Regions from separate parts of the Mus musculus genome. Here all the other regions are linked to region 1. A link is a loop called in an ENCODE intact Hi-C map of the cell type or tissue named here. Cell type or tissue: gastrocnemius. All regions are shown on one strand.

The links. Hi-C counts contacts between places; a loop is a spot of excess contacts. Peaks named below come from ENCODE experiments on the same cell type or tissue, not always from the same donor. Only the 100,000 strongest peaks of a DNase experiment are listed, where the experiment ranks them.
Region 2: it touches region 1 in a loop (7-fold over the local background); 37 of 42 quality-filtered maps call a loop at or near these places.
Region 3: it touches region 1 in a loop (2.7-fold over the local background); 8 of 42 quality-filtered maps call a loop at or near these places.
Region 4: a loop joins it to region 1, with 2.4 times the contacts of the local background. A loop is called at or near these places in 10 of 42 quality-filtered maps.

Annotation. Positions count from the first base shown.
Region 1 is chr5:103,354,580-103,357,079 of GRCm38, forward strand. No RefSeq gene overlaps it. Among named protein-coding and RNA genes, the nearest start is that of Gm30443, 4.1 kb to the right of the region's middle. In gastrocnemius, no CTCF peak of the experiment used is centred here; a DNase peak (open chromatin) is centred at 1,528; H3K4me3 peaks cover 597 bases; H3K27ac peaks cover 526 bases.
Region 2 is chr5:103,658,747-103,661,246 of GRCm38, forward strand. All of the region lies in intron 1 of Gm42138 (a long non-coding RNA gene), which reads left to right. Among named protein-coding and RNA genes, the nearest start is that of Gm25721, 1.8 kb to the left of the region's middle. In gastrocnemius, CTCF peaks have their summits at 391 (motif pointing left) and 1,041 (motif pointing left); a DNase peak (open chromatin) is centred at 408.
Region 3 is chr5:103,926,043-103,928,542 of GRCm38, forward strand. No RefSeq gene overlaps it. Among named protein-coding and RNA genes, the nearest start is that of Klhl8, 16 kb to the left of the region's middle. In gastrocnemius, CTCF peaks have their summits at 543 (motif pointing right) and 1,553 (motif pointing left); DNase peaks (open chromatin) are centred at 539 and 1,549; H3K4me3 peaks cover 591 bases; H3K27ac peaks cover 1,398 bases.
Region 4 is chr5:103,533,436-103,535,935 of GRCm38, forward strand. The region is part of intron 16 of Ptpn13 (protein tyrosine phosphatase, non-receptor type 13); the gene reads left to right. Among named protein-coding and RNA genes, the nearest start is that of Slc10a6, 95 kb to the right of the region's middle. In gastrocnemius, a CTCF peak has its summit at 1,211; no DNase peak of the experiment used is centred here.

The DNA of each region.
Region 1 (2,500 bases):
AGGAGAGGAAGGACTGCACAGCCTCAGCCTCTCAGATCAAGCTCACTGCCTCCCAGTGCTCCTAAGAGAGCGAGCCCTCTCCAGCAGCGAAGATAATCCACTGTGTATCCCCCACGGATAGCAAATGCAGCATTCTTTATAAAGACAAAATCTGGCTCTGCAGCCCAGGCTACTCTCAACACTTGTGACTTCTCTGCTTCAGTCCCCTAGGTAAGACACCAACTCGGACCGACAGCTAAGCCTTATTCCTAGGCTGCTCTTTCATACTAACAAACGCGCTCTGACCACTGCCCTCTCCTAGACACCACCCATCACATTTTTTTGTTCTCTGCATAACCAAGTGTCTTCCATACTTTATGGCCCCTCAACAATGTAACAAGAAGTGTTCAAATGTTCCAGTCTTTGGAACATTTAGCTTTAATGTTCTCTTGATAGTTTCATCATCCTAACTACACGTTCTTGCCTAGGATGTGAGAGTCCCGGATGCCTTACAGGTATCTTCCCATCATATCACAAGGCACAGAATTAAACTAGGTAGAGAAGAGACGATGGAATATCCTGAGGCTCTTCCTATGAACTTATTGGTGAATTCACAAGCCTACTGAGCTATCCAAATATACTAGTCTTTGGAATTCTTCCAGTCTTAAAAGTCTATTTACTAAGTAGTCAACAATTGCTCATTCAATTCATTCTTTTCATTTCTTTAAGTATGTCTATTCTATCGTCTGTTCCACTGGGCACTCTGAGCTCTCCCTCTCACGTGAGGGATGAACAGAGCAGAGACACGATTCTTGTCCTGGAGGAGCCGATATACCACTCCTTCCCAAAAAAACAGGACAAAGAGTGCTCACTGGCACTTCCCAGACATGGGCACAACCCTGGATCAACCATAAAACCCCCAAAACAAGGAGAAGGAAGGAGGAAGAGATGGAGACACGACAGGAAGTGGGAGAAGGCAGAGGCACCCGATATGCATCAGGGGTATCCTAAGCAACACACACACACAAAGGCTGGCACTCGTGAGCAAACAAAAGCTAGAGTTAACAAATTCCAGGAGAAACGTTCAGTTCCAAGGAATTCTGAGCTGGAATTCTAAATTGAGGCGCTGCCTTTGGAGCGTGGAGAATTGTCACGAGGACATGAGGGAAGGAATCTCTAGAAAGGTAGTTGGGTGGTGAAGGGGGCTATGGGCGCACAAACTGATTGACGGTCTCTCGTTATCTGAGTGTGAAGCATCGTCCATAGATCGACTTTTGCATTTGAATTCTCGGTCCCCAGCTAAGAGTCCTGTGGAGGAGGCTGTGGGTGTATTGGCTGGCTGTGAGAAGCAAGCTCCCATAGCAACAGAATCATCCCAGCGGCCATGCCTCCCCGGCCATGAAATTATACTCCTTGGATCCAGAACTAAGTCTGTCCTCCCTTGAGATTCTTCTATCAGTAATCTGTCACAGCAGCTAGAGAGGAAAACTTTGTGACTGCAGATGAATATCCAGCCCAGGTCCTCTGTTCTTTCCCTTCAGGGCCATTCGACCTCATGACCAGGAGATGGCGCTCTAAACACGGGAACGGGTTTTGCTTAGTTTGGATTAAAAACAAAAACAAAAACAAAAAAACTTTTGTTTCATGGAGACTTTTGAAAGCTGTAGTTTTCTTTCTTTACTTCATTCTTCTCCTTCCCGACTTAAACCCTTCCATTCATATTTTGTCCTCAGATGGTCAAAGTTCAGTTGTTGACGGCAGGCAGAAGTAACCTGGAGCCTGGGGGGAGGGGGGGAGGGGTTGTCGGTTTGTTGATTTGTTTGTCCGTTTGTTTTCTTCCTTTAAGGACTTCTTACCACATGCCCTACTTTACACTGATTTTAGGCAAGTCTCCTGTTTAATATTTCCACTGCTGTGAGGAGACATCATGATCAAGTCAACTCTTATAAATTAGGCAAACATTTAATTGGGACTGGCTTACAGGTTCAAAGGTTTAGTCCATTATCATCGTGGTAGGGAGCATGGCAGCATCCAGGCAGACATGGTGCTAGAGAAGTAGCTGAGAGTTCTGCATCTTGATTCAAAAGCAACCCAGAGAGGCTGGCATCCTCCGGCAACAAGGAGAGAGCTCTCTTACATATGCAGGAGCCAGAGCATAGGAGACCTCCGAAGCCCCGCCTCACAGTGACACACTTCCTCCAACGAGGCCACACCCCCTAATAGAACCACGCCCTGTAGGCCAAGCATGTTCAAACCACATCTTCCTACTTCACTCTTTCCCACATATAATAAAAATCCCATTATAAGAAGAGCAGAAAGGAACTTTTAAAAATAATTCTTGTGCATCTTTTGAGCTCTATATGAGAACACGTCTGCTAAAGTCCCACGTATCCTCATGGATGGGGAATTCCACTCACCCTACTTTGTGGCAGCCTATCCAATCCATCTATCATCTATCTATCCATCTACCTATCTCTCTACCTACCCATCCATCCATCCATCCACCTATCATATATATATA
Region 2 (2,500 bases), 300 kb after region 1:
AGCCTATGTGGCAGCTACTATTGGCTCTGTGGCTAAGAATAGGCTCAACATTCTGATCCTCCTGCCTCTACCTCCCAAATGCTGGGCATGCACACATATGCCACCACAAGAGCCACTTTGGTGCTGAGCATTGTAACCAGATGGCCCCTGGGTTCAGTTGAACTAGATTCTAAATCTGTCTTATTTTCTGACAACCAGAAATCCTGGAGCTGTTGAGTTGATGGTTCTAGCTTTGGGTCTCTATGGAGTTTCAGTCAAGACTGTGTATGTATGTGCACCCCCTGCATGCCTGGTGCCTTCGGAGTTCAGAAGAGGGTGCTGCACACCCCGGAGTTTGAGTCCTTGATGTCTCCAGTTCCAGAGGATTCCACACCCTCTTCTGGCCTCTGAGGGCATTGCACATATATAATGCACAGACATGCATGCAGAGAAAATACCCGAATATATAAAATAAAGTCATAAGGGCTGGAGAGATGGCTCAGCAGGTAAGAGCACTGGCTGCTCTATGAAAGGACCCAGGTTCGAATCCCAGCACCTATGTAGTCACTCATGGCCCTCTGTAACTGCTGTCCGAAGAGATCTGATGCCCTCATCTAAACATACACATGGTGGACATACATACATATATGCAAGGAAAACACCCATACACATCAAAATAAAGTGAAATGTTGTTTTAAAGAAAGGAAAGGAAATACCAAATTCTAGCGGGGAGGGGACATAAGCAAAGGCAGTAAGAAAAGATAGTGAACTAGAAGAAAATGTAACGGCATGTGTATGAAGAACCTGGGGGTAATCCTATTATTTGAAAGCTAACTTAAAAATAATAACCAAATTCTACCTCTCTCTCTCTCACTCCCTTCTTCCTCTCTCCTCTACAGGTTTAAGCTCATCTTCACCCCTATCTCTGTATCAGTTTCCCTGTTTTATTGGTACCTCATCCTCTTCTTCCACTTAGATTGTGTCTAGTCCAGAAAGCTCTCGTTGGCCTTTTTAATTGTTTAAGTGAACACTGCTGCCACCTAGTGTTAAGATGAAGTTACAAGGGGGAATGCAAAAGAGATGAGACTGTCCAATCATACATAACAAAACTGTGGCATGCTCTAAATGCCGTTCGATAGACTGTACTCACTGGTTCATTTAATTATCACATATTGATGGCATTATTAGTTTTGTGATTTTGTGGTGTTTTAATATTTATTTGTATTCTCTCTCTTTCTCTCTCTCTCTCTCTCTCTCTCTCATGAGTGTGTGTGTGTGTGTGTGTGTGTGTGTGTTTCTTTGTGTAAGTGCTGGTACCTGAATGGTCAGGTCCCCTTGTGTTACCAGTGAACTCCATCCCAGGAAGAGCATCCATTATGTGTTCTTAACCAGCAAGCCCCTTGTGATGGTATTTTAGAGATGGCATTTTGAGCACCAGTAACATTGAATATCACAGGGCTTGAACTCAAGACCACCTGATTCTGATCTTTGTTCTTTCTGCACCATACCTCCCACACTACACAGTCTCCCCAGATGACACTCTATGCAAGGCTATGATCCGCTGTAAGTTCTGCTCCAACTGCCCTTTGCCATCATGAGACTCTCACATGTGTACACCCATCCTGATTCCAAAGACGTTTTACTTCTCTTAAGATGTAAACCACAGATTCAGTTTCCAAGTTTTTATGGCTGTTTCTAAAACTTCCCATGTGTTAATTGCATAACTTTCGAAGATAATGATGAAAAGGTACATCCCATAATTTTAAGGCCCCCGACTGACAGCCGTCAATGCCATACACTCCGTACTCCTCCGTACTGATGCTTTGCAGTGCTCTCTGCTCCCAGGTCATTCTTCCCCTGGTTTGTTTTTAATGTATGAGTGCTCTGTCTGCATGTATACTAGCCTGACAGGGGAGGGCATCAGATCCCATTACAGATGGTTGTGAGCCACCATGTAGTTGCTGGGAATTGAACTCAGGACCTCTGGGAGAGCAGACAGTGCTCTTAACCATTGAGCCATTGCTCCAGCCCCTTCATTCTTTAACTTTGTGCATGCTGAGGCTGTGTCAACCCTTCTGTTACCTCGCCAAGCCTCCTGGCCCTCCTCTTACCAGGGTAGCCATCATTTTCTGTGGGTCAGACCCAGAAAGGATTCACTAGCCAGCCTGGGCTTCTAGCTTGGATTTCTAGCCCATGCTTCCACCAGGTGGAGGAACTCTTGCATTTGACTGATAAAGGTTTCAACACAATCCAAATATCCTCCCAGCCCTCAACCTCTCTCTCTTTGCTATTCTTAAAATGACCCAGTGGTGCCTGAGCCAGTCTTGGCGCAGAGGCGTCAGTCATTTTTACCACATTTTGCTGACATCTGCTTCATGGAAGCCATCATTCTGAACTTCTTCTCATGACATCCTGATCTTCACCGATAGGTAGGGAAGAAGGTGATATTTTACCTGGTGTTGGTAAGGGAAGAGAATGTAGAGAACCATACCATGGCACGACGAGTATTGGTTGGTTCTCA
Region 3 (2,500 bases), 570 kb after region 1:
CATACAAATATTCTCTTTAAAATTTCTTGGTTTTACATCTTATATTTATATATGGAGTTTTTATATGATATATTTTGATATATAAAAATTTACAGCATTATCATCTGTGTTCATTTTAGATAACCCACAGGAGAAAGTCAAAGTATTTCAATTTCTTTTCTTCCTTTTCCCCTGTGGTGCCAGGAGATCTAAACTCAAGGCCTCACACATGCGTGAAATCCACAACTTAACTGCATCCTCATCCCTTTTTGTTTTTTATTTATTTATTTATTTATTTATTTATTTATTTATTTATTTATTTATTTATTTATTTATTTATTTTGTTTTTCGAGACAGGGTTTCTCTGTATAGCCCTGGCTGTCCTGGAACTCATTTTGTAGACCAGGCTGGCCTCGAACTCAGAAATCTGCCTGCCTCTGCCTCCCGAGTGCTGGGATTAAAGGCGTGCGCCACCACGCCCGGCTCTTAATTATTATTTTTTAAATATGAATTTATTTCTGTGTGTGCCTGCGTACGTCTACCACATGCATGCAGTACCCACATCGACCAGAAGAGGGCGTGCGACCTATGGTATTAGGTATGGGTGCTGGGAACTCACACAAGTTTCTACAAGAGCTGCAGCAAGGGCTTTTAACTGCTGAGCTATTTCTCCAGCCTGAATGTATTACTATTTTTAATTTAAAATTTAAAAGTACACTATTCTGCGTGGCAAGAGGTGGAGTGCATGCACATCACAGTCAGTGTGTGGTCAGAGGCAACTTGTGGGAGTTAGCTCGCCTAGGTGGGTTTCTGGCTACAACTCGGGTCGTCAGGCTTGTTGGAAAGTGCCTTTACTCTCTGAGCCATCTTGCTGACCCTTATTTTACTTATTATTTTAAACATTATTCCATGAAAATTTCTTCTTTTAGGGGGTCTCCAAGATGTCTTCATCATTATTTAGGCATCTCATAAGCTAAAAACCCCCAGACAAGCCGACTATTTGCTATAGTCAGCGCTGCATTCTCTCCTGCAAGGATCTCTCCTTTAGATGCAGAAACGTTGTGATGTATTTAAACCGCCAGGAGAAGGCATAAAAATATCCCGGACTACCATTTAAGATGAATTGGATAGAGAATATTTGAGAAAGTCGTAATTATCAATAAATTATCACTCAGTGTGGGCTATATAGCTAATGAAGCACGAAAAATTACTCTGTATCGCTGGGATACAGTGAGGAGAAAGAGGGAGGAAGGGAGGGAGAAGAAGGGGAGAAAGAGGGACAATATTTCAAAGTGTGTATTTAAATTATTAAATTACTATTATTTCTATAATAATACATATTATATACAATATATAATAAGATATTAATTCTATTATTAAGCATGGAGAGTAGCTAAGAAAGGGCCTATTCTCAAACTGCAGAGTCCACTAGGTCCTAATGTCCTCCTGGAGTAAACAGGACCAGTCAATTAACTAGCCCAAGAACGGTCAAATTTATTTTTGGAACTGCGTAGTGGAGAAGGGATTGAGTGCCACTGAATAATTGGTAAACGCTCGGAGCGCCCTCTGCTGGACGGTCTTGGTAAAGGAGTAGTAGTGAAGGAAATGAGCTCATAGGCTCAGAAGGAAAGTTTAGAACAGCGGTTAGGCTTTTGTAAAGGTCTTCCCACCTTCCCTTTAGTGAGCTCAAGCTCTGCTCCTGCCTCAGCGTCTTCGGCGTAGGCACCGCGGCGCACGGCACACACCAGTATATCCGCTTTACGTTTCTTTTCACCGTGATGAGTTCAGTTCTCTCAGCTCAGCACTCTGAACTTCTGGCGGATCCCCAGAGCCTGCACAATTTGCTTTCAAGAACATGCAACTTTCTCATCCAATACAGTCCCTTCTTTTTAGGTCCTCTGCTGTAGTTGGAGACTTTGGCTCTTAAACGCCCCTCAAAGGCACATGTGGCAATGACTCTATGCCTGCTGTGGTGATACTGGGGTGTGGTGGAGCTGTTAAGCAGTGGTGTAACCATGAGGGGGACTGAGGGCCCTGGACTTGTCCTGATCCTGTTTCATTTCTGGCCACCACGACGCCTCTCTCCGACGGAGAGACCTCAAAGCAGTAAATCGAGCCAAGCATGGACTTGGACTAGTTGGGCACGCGTCCACCGCCACTGAACTGTACTTTTGGCCTTTCCATCGGGATTTTGCACGAATAGGCACTTGGGTGCAGGGTTTACTCTGCTTACACTAGCGAGGCTACTCAGGACTTCTCAAGTGCTAGAAAATTGCTCTGTACTCTCATCCCTAAGACAACCGTAAATGTAAAAAATAAAAACTGGGATGTAGCTCACTGCTAGAGAGCGTTTGTAGATTGCTTAAGTCTTGGTGGAGTAACGCCAAAACAAACAATCCATAAAGGGTTTTGTTTTTTTAAAAATATATTGCAAATGTAAAATTTCTGGCATTCTGGACCTAGTACGGCTCTTGTGTTCACAAAGGCACAGGATCTATCTGGATAAGCTAGAGCCAGTACT
Region 4 (2,500 bases), 180 kb after region 1:
AACCGATTTTAATTGTAACCATTTACTGACTTTCCATGGTAAACCTTAGTACTACATAAAGCTCTTTCCACTTTTTAGTTGTAGGCGATCTTACTGAGATTTCGCTTCTGGTTTCTGGTTTTGTTTTGATTTTCTGAACACCTAGGGATGCATTCCTAACTGGTTATATGCTCAATTAATTTGAGTTAAATTACAACTGAGTTGGACTCTACTAGATGAAAACTTATTCTATAGCCATGATCTCTCAAGTAGAGGAACACCCTGATATTTCTAAGATAGGTGATTATCTCCCTTCTAATGAGCCTGTGATGCTCACGGGTGGGGCTCTCAGAGGCCAGAGGTCCGCTGACCACTGAGCTTCATAAACTAATGCCATGAATTGCTGAAATTTTAGAGTCTAGCCTCTACCGTGATATTATTAGAAAAGTGACTTTTAGCAGGGGGGTGGGAAATGCATTTAAAAAGGTAGTTATCACCGGGCGTGGTGGCTCACGCCTTTAATCCCAGCAGGGAGGCAAAGGCAGGTAGATTTCTGAGTTCAAGGACAGCCTGGTCTACAAAGTGAGTTCTAGGACAGCCAGGGCTATACAGAGAAACCCTGTCTCGAAAAACAAACAAACAAACAAACAAAAAAGGTAGTTATTTCCAAAACATATTCTGTTCTTGAATGTGGAGTATCTGAACATTGAAGTGTCATCTGGCACACCTCAGAGCCTCAGAGAAGAACAAAAATACATGTATTATGGTCTAATGCTATTTGAGGACTACTGACATTTGGGCTGAAATTGGTTCTCACAAAAATAATATTCATAAGAATATAAAGATTATGCTGTATTCTGGATAAGGCGCCTTTAAAATCAGATCTAGACCTAGGGGTTGGTTGCTTCCTATGACGTGTAGAGTTTCCCTCTGAGATTGACAGATAATAGTTTATTCATCCAGGAAAGCCCACACTACCTTTCATCTTTTCAAAACTGTTGAAACAAAGAAATTACCTGGACTTAATTTAATTTTTTCAAGTAGGCATTTAGTAGAACAAGTTTGTGAAGGAAACTTAGATAAAGTTATCCTCCACCCCTTTCAGTTCTCACAAGCCCTCCCTCGGATGCACTTCCTGTCCATCCAATCAGCCATTGGAACCAAGCATTCTGCTAATTTGTCTCAAACAGCACATTGTGTGTAATGCAGCCTCTGTAATTACTCTGGACCTCTAGGTCCCTCTGGCGGGGGCTCTGCCTACCGTTGGCTGTTTATTCTAGATACCTGTCCTGCAGCTCTTCTGAAGTTTGAGTAGATTCTACCTTCCATGCTGATCACTAGATTTACAGCAGTGGATCTTAGTGTCTTTGAGAACTCTGTGGCAGTAGTTAAGGGGTACATTTGTTAGGGATAAAAATATAGCTAGCCATCTGAACAGTTACTAGGTGTGCCCATAATCAAGACTCTAGTTTGATGTCACTGTATTTTAACATATTCTAACACTTGCTGGGTTTTATTTTTAACAAAGTGAAGTCAGGTTCCATCCCAGAGATTCAGGAGCAACAATATCTACCTAGAACTTAAGAATGTTGCTCTAACTTACTGCATTCATTATTATGTTTATGGTATTAGTATTAGTTTCTAATTAAAAGTATAAAAAAATTTTTTAAATTTTATTTTATTTATATGAGTACACTGAAGCTATCTTCAGAGACACCAGAAGAAGGCATCAGATCCCATTACAGATGGTCGTGAGCCACCATGTGGTAGCTAGAAATGGAACTCAGGACCTCTGGAAGAGCAGTCAGTGTTCTTAACTGATGAACCATCTCTCCAGCCCAAATATAAAGATCTTTAATATAAATTTATATAAGAAGTCTATTTAAAATTTTATACATCAGTAAGGCTGCAGTGTTTTAGGTAATATTCTCGTCTTATAATTTTGGGCTCTTACTAAATCTGACTTTTCTGTGCCTATTTCTATGTTTGAAGTAAAGATAATAGAGACTAATTTGCATAGTAGGTAATAGCTGGAATAGAATCTAACCTCACTTAAGTAAATGCAGATTATTTGCTGTGTTCCCTGGCTTGTTAGATGCATCTTTTTTTAAGGTGTAGGGACCACGTGCAAATTTCAGCACAGACCACAGGTTCTAGGAGGCTCTCTTCGTAAGTTATATCGTCTTTCAAGAAATATCAGCCAAAAGAAAGTGGTTTATTATTTTTCTACTTTTCTTGAACTTGGTAAAAAAAATAGCCATCTCTAAATACTAAAGTATTTAAGTCTCAAGTTATATCACTTGGTATCACTTCTGTCCTGTGTTTCTTTTCTTTATCCCCACCCCCTTGTTGTCTGGGAGGCCATATGCTCATGCTGCCAACGCTGGTCCTGTGTTCCCAGGCTCCAGTGCTCCTCTTGCCGCCGCCTCCTCCTCCTCCTCCTCCTCCTCCTCCTCCTCCTCCTCCTCCTCCTCCCTTGTACCCCTCCCCTTCTTCCTCCTCCTCCTCCCCCGTACCTGGG